2 separate regions of the Homo sapiens genome follow, and region 1 is linked to region 2. Evidence: read pairs that join two places in POLR2A ChIA-PET (ENCODE). Cell type or tissue: PC-9. All regions are shown on one strand. Each heading gives the region's core, and the rest is flanking DNA. Links, peaks and the distances in the headings are about the cores only.

What was found. Peaks named below come from ENCODE experiments on the same cell type or tissue, not always from the same donor. Only the 100,000 strongest peaks of a DNase experiment are listed, where the experiment ranks them.
Region 1: POLR2A ChIA-PET joins it to region 2 with 9 read pairs; 3 of 35 experiments call an interaction of 5 or more read pairs at or near these places.

Annotation. Positions count from the first base shown.
Region 1 is chr11:68,124,487-68,128,872 of GRCh38, reverse strand. All of the region lies in intron 1 of CHKA-DT (CHKA divergent transcript), which reads right to left. Among named protein-coding and RNA genes, the nearest start is that of CHKA-DT, 4.8 kb to the right of the region's middle. In PC-9, for the core only: no CTCF peak of the experiment used is centred there; DNase peaks (open chromatin) are centred at 502, 1,412 and 1,862; H3K4me3 peaks cover 1,353 bases; H3K27ac peaks cover 4,000 bases.
Region 2 is chr11:68,233,051-68,237,436 of GRCh38, reverse strand. No RefSeq gene overlaps it. Among named protein-coding and RNA genes, the nearest start is that of KMT5B, 22 kb to the right of the region's middle. In PC-9, for the core only: no CTCF peak of the experiment used is centred there; no DNase peak of the experiment used is centred there.

The DNA.
Region 1 (4,386 bases), core at 180-4,179, 110 kb after region 2:
TGGCCAAGGGTTTCCCTTTCCATCCACCACCCCCGTCCACGTGGCGCGGTAGCCTGGGTAGTTTATTGTTATCAGCATTGTAAATATAAATTCTAATCGCAAAAGCAGCTTCAGCACACTAAGTCCTAGGAAAATTGTAATCCCCTTAACCCCGCACCAGCCCCAACTTTGCGGGGCAACTCCTCGCCAGGTCCCAAGGGGGGGCGGGGGTGGGGGCTTGTAGGGCAGGGAGGCCCGCAGTCGGTGGCAGTCAAGCTGCGCCGCTCCCCAGAAGCCCCGGGGCGGAGGGAGGAATGGGGGTCCTGGGACGCCTCGCCGCCAACCCCGCCCCTCGCGCGAGGCCCCGCCCGCTGTTTTCCTGGGAGCTCCGCCTACCCCGCGGGCCCCGCCCCTGCCCGCCCCTTCTGAGGCCCCCTCCTCCCGGCGCCGCTCTCGCCAGGAGGGGCCAGAGGGAAGCCAGAATCCCGTTGGTCCGGATTCCTTCTCAGCGGGCAGCCGCTGGCCTTGGAATTCGGCCCGGGCAGTAGCGCTGGGGGAGGAGGGTCCGCCTTCGCTTCCCTGTGACCCAGTGGATCTTCCCAAGGCCTGCCCCTCCTCCCCGCCGCCGCTCATCCCCCTCTGCCTTCTTAGATGGCATTCTAAGAAGCTTGGGGGCCCGGCCAAGGCTACACGGACGGGCTGCCAGTGGGGCCCCACCGATCGCTGGTAGCTTCCACAAGCTGGTGTGGGGATGGGGGCTGCCAGCTCCCCTGCCTCCCTGTCAGTCACTCAAAGGGGGTGCCGACAGGACTGGGGGCCCCTTAGGGGCCTCTTGCCATTCAGGCCTGGATGGCAAGTGCCCTTGGGAGGGGAGGATCAAGGATGGAGTAGGCCCACGACTGGCCATGGCATCCTGCGTGAGCAGAGCCGCTGTCCTGCCTGTGCCCCTGTGCCTCTGCTTACCCATCTGTACAAGGGGTCCCCTGCAGAAGGGAGGGCCAGCCCAAAGCTACCAGGCAAAAGTCCAGCCTGCAGGGCCCAGGGCTGACTGAGGGGAGAGGGGCCCTGTGCAGCCGGCAGAGGGGGTGCGGTGCCTGAACCCAGGTTGCCCAACTCCTAGCCCAGAAGTGTTATCCCCACAGTGTAACCTGCATGATGACTGGGGTCTTTTTAAAAATTGTATTTATTTTCTATTTTGTTTGTTTGTTTTTTGGAGACAGAGTTTGGCTCTTTTGCCCAGGCTGGAGTAAAGTGGCGCAATCTTGGCTCACTGCAACCTCTGCCCTCCAGGTTCAAGTGATTCTCCTGCCTCAGCCTGTTAAATAGCTGGGATTATAGACACCTGCCACGATGCCCAGCTAATTTTTGTATTTTTAGTAGAGACAGGGTTTCGCCCTGTTGGCCAGGCTTGTCTTGAACTCCTGACCTCAGGTGATCCACCTGCCTCGGCCTCCCAAAGTGCTAGGATTACACGTATGAGTCACTGCGCCACAATTTTGCATTTATTGTGCCAAAAATTGCATTTATTGTGTTACAAATGTAATGCAAGCTTAAAGCACAAAACCTCAAATCAGGTTTTCAACAAACTTGGAAAGGGAGCTTAGATTGCCTGACTTAAGACTGGCGACGGTGGCTCATGCCTGTAATTCCAGCACTTTGGGAAGCTGAGGTGGGCAGATATCGAGACTAGCCTGGCCAACATGGCAAAACCCCATCTCTACTAAAAATACCAAAATTAGCCGGGCGTTGTGGTGCACACCTGTAATCCCAGCTACTTGGGAGACTGAGGCAGGCCAGTCACTTGAACCCATGAGGAAGAAGTTTCAGTGAGCCGAGATTGCACCACTGCATTCCAGCCTGGGCAACGAGAGAGGCCTCGTCTCAAAAAAAAAAAAAAAAAAAAAAAGATCACCTGACTTAAAACACCGGCTATGTGGACACAGGAAATGCATTCTGAGGGGCCCAGGGGATCATCTCCAGTAGAGGAACGGTCACTAGGTCATTGCCAGGGTCTACTATGGCAGCCCCAGGAGGCAATCATGTGCCCCAAGGGCCTCAGATTTAGATACATCTGAATAAGGATAATCAGATTAGTACAGAGATCTGTTGTCAGGCCTGAAAGATGTTTGTCACACCATACCACTTAAGGTGCTCTACAAACCATTATTATTATTATTATTGACAGTATCTCACTCTGTCACCCAGGCTGGAGTCAGTGGCTCAATCATGTCTCTACAGCCTCAATCCCCTGGGCTCAAGTGATCCTCCTGCCTCAGCTTCCCCAGTAGCTTGGACCACAGGCAGGTGTCACTATGCTTGGTTGGCTCCATTATTATTTTAAAGTAATCCCTCTATTACCTTGAGAATTGCAAAATTATCTTGAATGGGACTTTTGCATGTGTGTTAAAAGCACTGATTTGTTCAATTTAAGTATTTCAAACATGCCCCAGTTTTGGTAACCCTGTCGAGATGTTTCTTTTTTTTTTTTTAGAGATGGAGTCTTGCTCCTGACCTCAGGTGATCTGCCCACCTCAGCCTCCCAAAGTGCTGGGATTACAGGCGTGAGCCACCGTGTCCCGCCTAGATTTTTCTTAATTTTTGAATGTGCCAGGAGCTTCAAAGAATGGAAAACTCTCCAGGCCCTGTTAGACCTGCCAGAGCTCCTGCAGGCTTTGCGCTTCCACTGGCACTTAGGATGAATGGGTATTTGCTGCTCTCTGCCAGGCTCTGGGAATCCAGCTAACAATAAGCTGAAAAGCATAGATACCCTTTGTGGGGCTTTGGCTCTACACCCAGCTCTTTCCTTGCTGGTTTCGGTGAATCTCCCCAACAGCCCTGTAGAGTAGGACTCCATTTGGGGATGAGGAAAGTGGCTTAGAAAGGTAGATGTTCTGTCCAAGGTCACACAGTGGGTGGCAGCATGACCTCTAAAGATTGTGTGTGTGTGTGTGTGTGTGTGTGTGTGTGTGTGTGTGCGCGCGCGCGTTATGGAGTCTTGCTTTTATTGCCCAGACTGGAGTGCAGTGGCATGATCTCGGCTCACTGCAACCTCCACCTCCTAGGTTCAAGTGATTCTCCTTCCTCAGCCTCCCGAGTAGCTGGAACTATAGACATGTGCCACCATGCCTGGCTAATTTTTGTATTTTTAGTAGAGACGGGGTTTCACCGTGTTGGCCAGGCTGGTCTCGAACTCCTGACCCAGGTGATCCACCTTGGCCTCTCAAAGTGTTGGGATTACAGGCGTGAGCCACTGCACCTGGCCAGAATTTTTACCCATAATATTATACTCAAAATCCCTGCAAATGAGGACAGGAGGAATGCCTGCCCCACCCACCAGACAGATGGATATTCTAGTCACCTGCTTCCTCTGAGCCCTGTGGGCCCTAGACTCTGGCTGCGGGTGCTGAGCCAAATGTATGGTAGAAGGGTCAGTCCAAGTCAGACCACACTTGTGCTCAGAGACCTCCAGAAAGCTGCTGGACCTACACAGCCTTTCGCTGACAGAGCTGGGCTGGGGCCACGCTCAGCACTCAGGGAAAGCCCAGCTCCATGTCACTCTGCTAGCTGGCACTGCAACCCAATCTTCAACATGGAGGATTGCAGCCAGGTGGCCTCTGTGCTCTCATCAATATTTTAAGGCTCAGAACTGGAGCAGGGGTGCTTGGTCCTGGGTGTGACCTGGGAGGAGGTGTGAGCACAGCCTTGCCAGGGCTCTGCTTCTCCAGCCCGTGAGGGAACCCCCACTGTGCCAAATGTCTAGTGCTTCCTGGGCCAAAGGTGCTTATGGTGCAGAAGGACAGAAGGACAAGGCTCCCCTGGATGGGGTCCTGGGTGGAGTCCCAGGTCCTGCTGGCCTTTAACGAATGGTTTTATCCCCTGGGAAGCTCCCTTGCCACCTGGGAGATGAAGTGCTAATGACACTCACCTCACTGCTGCTTAGGGAACTTGCTGTATGCAGCATCTTTGAAAGGGCTCAAAGCCTGCTCCTACCAGGTGCTTGACAGTGGGTTCCCCCATCTTGGGGGGAGTCAGACTCACAAAGCCCTTTCTCAGAACAGGCCTTGGAGTTGGTGGCAGGGCTGAGGCCCGTGGGTGGACCCCGAGGAACCCATCAGCAGGAAATTCAGAGTGGACGGGAACTTCCCAATCTTTCCTCTATCCCTCCTAAGGCCCATCACCCACCCTCTGAGTCTGCTCTCAGAATTCAGCATCAATCACAGAGCTTTTGGATAATTTTTTTATCTTATCCTAGAGGAAAAGGTTTGGTAATTGGAACAACCTCCAATTACCTGCCATAGCAAGTTTCTCTCAAACTCGTCTACTTGTGCACAGACATTGACATTTTGGTTATCAGAGTGTTTGAATTATTTTTGTTTAAAATGTATTTTTATTTTCCTAGCCTCTGTT
Region 2 (4,386 bases), core at 233-4,232:
GTGAAACCCTGTCTCTACTAAAAATACAAAAAATTAGCCGGGCGTGGTGGCGGGCACCTGTAGTCTCAGCTACTCGGGAGGCTGAGTCAAGAGAATGGTGTGAACCTGGGAGGCGGAGCTCGCAGTGAGCCGAGATTGCACCACTGCACTCCAGCCTGGGCAGCAGAGACTCTGTCTCAAAAAAAAAAAAAAAATTCTCTGCAAATTGATCTACAGATTTCATTCAATTCCAATCAAAATCTCAGCAGAATATTTTTGTAGATATTAACAAGCTAATTTTAAATCTTATATGGAAAGACAGAGGATATGGAATAGTTAAATTTGAAAAAGAAAAAGAAGATTGGAGAACTCACAGACACTACTTGGGCTTTTAAAAAAAACATGAAAAGGTAAGTCAATTAAGAAAGAATAGTCCGGGCATGGTGGCTCATGCCTGTAATCTCAGCACTTTGGGAGGCCGAGGCGGGCGGATCATGAGATCAGGAGATCGAGACCATCCTGGCTAACACAGTGAAACCCTGTCTCTGCTAAAAAAAAAAAGAAAAACAAACAAACAAACAAAAAAACACACACAAAAAATTAGCCGGGCGTGGTGGCAGGCACCTGTAGTCCCAGCTACTCAGGAGGCTGAGGCAGGAGAATGGCGTGAACCCAGGAGGCCGTGCTTGCAGTGAGCCGAGATCGCGCCACTGCACTACAGCCTGGGCGACAGAGCGAGACTCCGTCTCCAAAAAAAAAAAAAAAAAAAGATAACCTTTCAACAGATGGTGCAACTAGACATCAGTATGCAAAAAAAGGAAGAAGAAGACAAAGATCCTCAATCTATACCTTAAGCTTTATATAAATATTAACGAAATATGGAGCACAGACTTAAATACAAAACAAAACAATGAAACTCTTAGAAGAAAAAGTAAGAGGCCAGGCACGGTGGCTCATGCCTGTAATCTTAGCACTTTGGGAGGCCAAGGTGGGCAGATCACTTGAGGTCAGGAGTTCGAGACCAGCCTGGTCAATAAGGTGAAACCCCATCTCTACTAAGAATACAAAAATTAGCCATGCATGGTGATGCACGCCTGTAATCCCAGGTACTCAGAGGCTGAGGCAGGAGAATAGCTTGAACTCGGGAGGTGGAGGCTTTTAGGAAAAGAATACAACTATGACACCAGAATCATGGTCTCTAAAGGAAAAAATTGATGAAATAGACCTCATCAAAATGTTTTCACCAAAATTTTTGCTCTGTAAAAGACACTGTTAAGAAAATGAAATGATAAGACACTGACTGGAAAAAAAAATTTATAAGTCACCTATTCAGAGAGGAATCTGGGAAGATAGCATGGTAGGAAGCACCAGGAATCTGTCTCCCCACCTAGACAACAATTGCATGGCAGAATCTGTCTGGTGTAACTATTTTAGAACTCTGCAGTGTATTGAAGACTTGTGGCTTCCAGGGGGAAGGCTTGGACTGGTAAATTACAGTAAATTTCAGTCCATTTTAGCTCTTCCCACAATGGCTACTACCCATCCCTGACCCCCAGCCCTATGGCACGCAGCTGTGCATGTGTTCCTGGAGCAACCTGCACACAGCTTGCAGGAGCCGGCGTGGGCAAAAAGAGTCCTGTCCTCCAAATACCAGGGATCTGTGCTCTCACTGCTGAGTGCTGCTTCTGATCTCAGAGGTGCTTCCTTTTTTTTCTTTTTGAGAGGGAGTCTTACTCTGTCGCCCAGGCTGGAGTGCAGTGGTGTGATCTCGGCTCACTGCAACCTCCACCTCCCGGGTTCAAGCGATTCTCCTGCCTCAGCCTCCTGAGTAGCTGGGACTACCGGCGTGCACCACCACGCCCAGCTAGTTTTTGTATTTTTAGTAGAGATGGGATTTCGCCATGTTGGCCAGGCTAGTCTCAAACTCCGGACCTCAAGTGATCCACCCACCTCAGCCTTCCGTAGTGCTGGGATTACAGGCGTGAGCCACCGTGCCTGGCCCACAGCGGTGCTCCTAATCACAGAGGCGCAGGTGGCCACTGTTGCTGCATCTCCTCCAGTTGTTGCAAGCTCCTCCCCCTCTGGCTGAAGTCACTTCTGGGGCATTTAAAGGGCTGATGCACTTTCCTTCCACCTTCATTTTTCTTTTTATTTCCCTTTGGGAGCCAGACATTAAACACTAGAACTTTTAAAACTTTATTTATTTATTTTTTACTTTTTAGATGGAGTCTCACTCTATCGCCAGGCTGGAGTGCATTGGTGCGATCTCGGCTCACTGCAACCTCCACCTCCCAGGTTCAAGCAATTCTCCTGCCTCAGGCTCTGGAGTAGCTGGGACTACAGGCGCGCGCCACCATGCCCAGCAAATTTTATTTTTGTATTTTTAGTAGAGACAGGGTTTCACCATGTTGGCCAGGATGGTCTCGATCTCCTGACCTCATGATCCGCCCGCCTCGGCCTCCCAAAGTGCTGGGTTTACAGGCGTGAGCCACTGCGCCTGGCCTGGAACATTTTTTTAAAACTGCATATATGAGGAAAATGAGTAAGTGACCACACGTACCCAAGGCTCAGAAAATACCTGAGAAGACCTTAAGTTTACATTCCAGGCTGATTCTTGACACAGAGATAGGCTACAACAATCAATCAAATAAACAAAAAACAAAAATAGTAACAAAAACCAGTAAACCCTGGATAAGGGGGAGAATATGATTTCCAGTTACAATTATGAAATTCAATTGTCCAATGCTCAACAAAACATCAAAAGGCATACAAAGAAACAGAAAAATATAGCCTATTCGAAGGTTAAAGAAAACCACAAATAAACAGAAACTGTCCCTGAAAAAGAGCTTATGGCAGGTGTACTAGAAAAAGGCTTTAAAGCAACTGTCTTAAAGATGCTCAGAAAACTACAGGAGGGTATGGAGTAAGTCAAGAGAATGATGTGTGAACGAAATGGAAATATCAGTAAAAATAAAATCTAAAAGAAACCAAAAAAATTTCCAGAGCTGAAAAGTACAACTGAAATGAAAAATAAGTAGAGGGCAGATTCAAAGGCAGGTTTAAGCAGGCAGAAGAAAGAATCAGTGAACTTGAAGATAGGGTAATGGAAATGATCAAGTCTAAAGAACAGAAAGAAAGAAAAAAAAAAGACTGAAGAAAAATGAACAGAGCTTAAGGGACCTTGGGATACCATCAAGTAGACCAACATAGGCACTGTGGGAGTCACAGAAAGAGAAGAGAAAGAAGCAGGGAGAATATTTGAAAAATTAATGTCCATAAATATCCGAAATTTGATGAAAGAGATGAAAAGAAACATGCAAGAAGCTTAATGAACTTCATGTAAGATGAATTCAAAGAGATCCAACCAAATGCAGTGGCTCATGCCTATAATCCCAGTGCTCTGGGAGGACGAAGCAGGAGGTTGGCTTGAGCCCAGGAGTTTGAGACAAGCCTGGGCAATATGGCAAAACCCTGTCTCTAACAAACAAACATATAAACAAACAAACAAACAAACAAACAAACAAATTAACTGTGCATTGTGGTGCATACCTGTAGTCCTAGCTAGCTACTTGGGAGGCTGAGGTGGGAGGATCACTTGAGCCCAGGAGTTCAAGGCTACAGTGAGCTATGATCACACCACTGCACCCCAGCCTGGGTGATAAAGTGAGACTCTGTTTCCAAAGAGAGAGAGAGAGAGAGAGAATCAGTGGCTCATGCCTTTGGGAGGGTGAGGCAGAAGAAGAATCACTTGAGCTGAAGAGTTTGAGACCAGCTTGGGCAACATAGTGAGACCTTGTTTCTACAAAAAATAAAATAATTAGTCAGATGTAGATGGCACACACCTATAGTCCCAGCTACTTGGGAAGCTGAGGTGAGAGGATTGCTTGAGCCCAGGAGGTCAAAGCTACAGTGAGCTATGATTGTGCCACTGCACTCCAGCCTAGGTGACAGAGTAAGACCCTGTCTCAAAAATTAAATTCAATTGGCTGGGCACAGTGGCTCACACCTGTAATCCCAGCACTCTGGGACGCCGAGGCGGGTGGATCACCTGAGGTCAGGAGTTCGCGACCAGCTTGGACAACATGGCGAAACCCCATCTTTACTAAAAGTACAAAAATTAGCCAGGTGTGGTGGCACGCGCCCACAGTCCCAGCTACTCAGGAGACTGAGGTAGGAGAATCGCTTGAACCCAGTAGGTGGAGGTTGCAGTGAGCCAAGATCACGCCACTGCACTCCAGCCTGGGTGACACAAAAAGACTCTGTCTCAAAAATAAATAAATAAATAAATAAAATTAAATTAAATATTAAAATTAAGAGAGAGAAGGAGTCACACCAAGACACGTTACAATTAAACTTTTGAGGCCAGGTGCGGCGGCTCATGCCTGTAATCCCAGCATTTTGGGAGGC